Linked DNA regions of Homo sapiens: region 2 is linked to region 1. The links are chromatin loops, found by intact Hi-C in ENCODE. Cell type or tissue: endothelial cell of umbilical vein. All regions are shown on one strand.

What was found. Hi-C counts contacts between places; a loop is a spot of excess contacts. Peaks named below come from ENCODE experiments on the same cell type or tissue, not always from the same donor. Only the 100,000 strongest peaks of a DNase experiment are listed, where the experiment ranks them.
Region 2: it touches region 1 in a loop (7-fold over the local background); 1 of 110 quality-filtered maps calls a loop at or near these places.

The regions. Positions count from the first base shown.
Region 1 is chr12:32,585,329-32,587,828 of GRCh38, reverse strand. The region is part of intron 4 of FGD4 (FYVE, RhoGEF and PH domain containing 4); the gene reads right to left. Among named protein-coding and RNA genes, the nearest start is that of DNM1L, 93 kb to the left of the region's middle. In endothelial cell of umbilical vein, no CTCF peak of the experiment used is centred here; a DNase peak (open chromatin) is centred at 1,288; H3K27ac peaks cover 1,507 bases.
Region 2 is chr12:32,485,224-32,487,723 of GRCh38, reverse strand. All of the region lies in intron 1 of FGD4 (FYVE, RhoGEF and PH domain containing 4), which reads right to left. Among named protein-coding and RNA genes, the nearest start is that of FGD4, 87 kb to the right of the region's middle. In endothelial cell of umbilical vein, no CTCF peak of the experiment used is centred here; a DNase peak (open chromatin) is centred at 1,313; H3K27ac peaks cover 1,907 bases.

The sequences.
Region 1 (2,500 bases):
TAGTATAAGAGTACAAAACTAACCTAATTAGCAACTCTACTTCCTTCTCTCAAACCCACACCATTACTTTCCTTCCTGTCATCTCAATGATTTCAACATGTCAGGAAGCCATGGCCTGGAGAGTTTGTTAAAGTGATGTGTCTGGCCAGGCACAGTGGCTCACACCTGTCAGCACTTTGGGAGGCTGAGGCGGGTGGATCACTTGAGCTCAGGAGTTCAAGACCAGCCTGGGCAACATGGTGAAAACCTATCTCTACAAAAAATACAAAAATTAGCCAGGCGTGATGGTGCATGCCTGTAGTCCCAGGTACTCAGGAGGCTGAGGCAGGAGAATTGCTTGAACCTAGGACGTGGAGGTTGTAGTGAGCCGAGATAGCGTCACCGCACTCCAGCCTGGCAGCCTGGGCAACAGACCGAGACCCTGTCTCAAAATAAATAAATAAATAAATAAATACAGAATAAAAAATAAGCAATAGCCATTAAAATTTTTTAATTACAAAAAAAGTGATGTGTCAGTGGTCACCTAGCTAGTAAGTGACGGGGCTGGGATTTGAACTCAGGTATTTTCATTCCAAAGCCTTCATGCCTAAACCAATAAATCGTAATGCTTCCAGAATTTTTTTTTTTTTTTTTTTTTTTTTGAGAGAGTCTCACCCTGTCATCCAGGCTGGAGTGCAATGGTGCGACCTAGGCTCACTGCAACCTCCACATCCAGAATTCAAGCAATTCGCCTGCCTCAGCCTGCTAGTAGCTGGGACTACAGGTGCTTGCTACTGCGCCCAGCTAATTTTTGTATTTTTAGTAGAGATGGGGTTTCACCATACTGGCCAGGCTGGTCTCGAACTCCTGACCTCAGGTGATCCCCCTACCTTGGCCTCCCAAAGTGCTGGGATTACAGGGGTGAGCCACTGCACCCAGCCCAGAATATTCTATTTTTGTAAGACATCTACACCTGGACTTCCAAGAAGCCCCTCAATTCAGTATTGCAAAATGTAATTTATTTTTTGCCCACAAAATAGGTTCTGCCTTCCATTCTCTTGTAGTTCATGTGCCATCTGCCAATTCATCCAGCCTAGGAGTTGAACCTGACTTAACCCCCACATCTAGCCACAAGGTCCTCAGAATCTTCCTTGTCTCTCACCCTCTGCTTCATCCAGGCCCCCTTCATCTCACACCTGGACTAGTACAGTTGCTTCCTAACCACGTGCCCTGCTCCATCTGTTTTCCCTTTCATCTGACTCATTTTTCAAAAACCCACACATGTGTCATCATGTCACTTCCATGCTTTAATTGTTTCTGAGGCCAGATAATATTAGGCTTATGGAAAGTTTGAATTCATATGGGGGAAATACCTATGTATAACCCAACAAAACAGGATACAGAGTGACCATACATTATGCGATCAAGTATGTTTTTTCAAACAGCTCAGAAAAACAAGCTAGAATATCAAATATCTAAGCAATTCTCACTGGTAGAATTATGGGTGTGGTTTTTGTGTGTATTTTCTGTGCTTTGCCAATTTTCTTCTTTTTCAATGAAAATTGTAAACTTTTAGCAACTTAAAAGGTTTTAAAAACCTTTTAAGATTTTTAAACTTTTTAAACTTCCAAACTTTTAAAAGTCTCTAATGTTTTCAGGAAAAAAATATGTATATTCTTAACAGGCATTCAAAAGCCCATTGCAGTCTGTTCTTAGCTTACTCTTCTAAATCTAGCCTTGTACCTCTGTATTAATTTCTCTAGCCATTCTGACCTCTGATTATGCAGTCAGAAATATTCCTCCAAATGCAGCATCTACAATCTTGCCTCTACTCATTGCTCACACTTTCACTCACCCCCATCCCAGCGTATCTTTGATCTCACCCAGCAATCTCCCATCCTTGCTTCAAGGCTACTTCAACTGCTTCTCAGCAGCCTGGCCCTCAACTAGTACTCCTGGGGCACAACTGCTCCTTCATCTGCATTTCCCTTTTTTTTTTTTTTTTTTTTTTTTTTGAGACAAGGTCTCAGCTCTGTGGCCCAGGTGAGAGTGAAGTAGCAGGATCATAGCTCACTGCTGCCTCGACCTTCTGGGTTCAAGCAATCCTCCCACCTAAGCCTCCCGAGTAGCTGGGACTACAGGCAAGTGCCACCGCACCCAGCGAACTTTTAAATTTTTTGTAGAGATGGGGTTTTGCCCGTTGCCCAGGTTGGTCTCAAACTCCTGGACTCGAGAGATCCTCTGCCGTAGCCTCCCAAAGTGCTGGGATAGCAAGTGTGAGCCACTGCACCTGGCCCAGTCATCTGTATTTCCAAAGCACTTACTGTATCATATTATGTCAATTTGTGTATGTCTCTCACCCCTCAGCAGACTGAGGCTTTGTTGATAGGGCTTGTCTAGTCCATTTCTATGTTGCTGGTGCCCAGGAGAGTGAGACTGGCACACTGAATTTTTTAATTGAACAGTTCAATTTTTTTCACATTTTTCTTTCTTATATTATGAACCTAGTAAACTGAGTAGC
Region 2 (2,500 bases), 100 kb after region 1:
TGGGCATGGTGGCTCACGCCTGTAATCCCAGCATTTTGGGAGGCAAAGGCGGGTGGATCACTTGAGGTCCGGAGTTCAAGACCAGCCTGGCCAACATGGCAAAACCTCGTCTCTACTAAAAACACAAAAATTAGCCAGGTGTGGTGACATGCACCTGTAATTCTTGGGAGGTTGAGGCACGACAATCACTGAAATCCAGGAGGCAGAGGTTGCAGTGAGCCGAGATCACACCACTATACTCCAGCTTGGGCAACAAGCTGAGTGAGACTCTGTCTCTTAAAAAATGATAATAATAATAACAAATAATAACAATATAAATTTTAAAATTGCAAGCACATCGCTGCCTGTCACATATAAGTAAAAGTGTAAAAAGGGTAATATTCATAAATTTAAACAAAGATATGCCCAACACATTTGTTTAAAATCCTAATTCAATGTTTGTGCTTACAAATCTAAGGTCAAGCTATTATTGTTATCTTAAAATCAAGAATACAACTACAATGAGACCCACCCCACCAAAGGCACCTTGCAAGACAGTCTTACAAATTCATGTTCTTCTCACGATTATTTATAAAACAGAATTTAGAAAAATTTTAAATATCTAATAATAGTGGATGTGTTAATTAAGGTACCTGTAACAGAATAGTGTAGAGCAACTGAAATGGATATTTCCTGAGAATTTTTAGTAGCCTGAAATAATTTAATGATACATGGTGGGGGTCAGAGGGAGAAGTATAATTCAAAATCCATAAACAGTATAGCCTCAGTTTCACAAAACAATAGCTACAAAGAGGAAAAACACCTCAAAATGTTACAGTAGCTTATACTTGGATGTTTATTTTTTTCTCCTTCCTACTGAACAAAAATATTGGTTTAAAATTTAAAATGTTTCTCTGAACAAAAACATCAACCTAAAATGATTTTTCAGTTAAATATAAAAGACTACAAGATCACTTAAGCCACAATGATAGAAGTACCTAGTCAAGTCAACTATACTTCAGATCCCAATAAATCAGATAATGTTATTTCAAGAAATCCTTAAACCTGAGAATTACCAATGTACCTTGCTCATGTTTTAGAAGTAGGGGGAATTTTTATCCCCAAATAATTGATGACCAAGAAAATATTAGGTGCACAAATAAGTTTTAAGAAACTGGCTAAAGTGTAAATCTTAAATATTAGAAATAGAAAGAAGACAAGTGAAAAAAGTAGAAGGAAAGAGGTTATAATAAAAAAGACTGAGATGACAAGGGTCAACAGTGGTTGCACTTACTCACTTCCACTACTCTCAGGAAACACTCTGTGCTATGAACTCACAGGGAGAAATGCCATTCCCTCAAGTAATTGTTCCTGGATCATGAAGATAAGAAAAAGCACACCTTTGTGCTAAAACCACAGCACTGAACTACTCTAAAGAAAATCCACGATAATTTTTCCATCGTGGTACAAATTATTATCACTTAACAGTAAACAAAGAGAAATACCAGTGACCTCATCTATTGTATACTTTGCATAGTGAAAAAATCCAAATGTTTTAACCTGAGATATTTCAGAAATGGCAATTGCAAAACAATACTCACAGCCCCCCATAAAAGATTCTTTTCATAACATCCAGCAATCTTCTGATTAACCTATTTCCTGCTTCTGGAGCAAGGATTTGGATCCATAATTTGTTGGTAGAAACTATAGGCATTCTGTATTTAGACACTAGACACATACACATCTAGTGTTCAACATGATAAAGAACTAACTAATGGGAAGTACAGAGTTCTGTTTCATAAGTCTTCTTCTGGCAGTGATGCAGGCTCAAGGAACTACGCAAGCAACGCATTTCAAAATTCCACGAAGGTGTTTCAAAATGTACTGAGAGAGCTCTAGAATACCGGGGGTGGACTAGGAAGTATGATGCCAAATACATGTAACTTTATTACATTTATGGCATTTAGGCTTATAACAAACTTCCCTTTAAAAATAGGTCTTGGTCAGGCGCAGTGGCTCACACTTGTAATCCCAGCACTCTGGGAGGCCTAGGCGGGTGGGTCACGAGGTCAAGAAATCGAGACCATCCTGGCTAACATGGTGAAACCTCGTCTCTACTGAAAATACAAAAAAAAAATTAGCCAGGCGTGGTGGCAGGCGCCTGTAGTCCCAGCTGCTCGGGAGGCTGAGGCAAGAGAATAGCGTGAACCTGGGAGGCGGAGCTTGCAGTGAGCCCAGATCCCGCCACTGCACTCCAGCCTGGGCAACAGGGCGAGTCTCTGTCTCAAAAAAAAAAAAAAAAAAAAAATTGGTCTTAAAAGATCTGAGGATTCTTTTTGACAGACATCAGAAAATTGTAAGAAATACTGCAAGCAATGCTGAATAGTGAAACTGTGTATAAGCTCTCCATATTCCCAAAAGCAAAAAAGGGCCTTCCATTTTTTTCCAGGAATGGTTATGCGGGTTACCTAGCAATCCCAAGTAATTTCTATATAAAAACAAGTCAGGTTTTTAAAAGAGG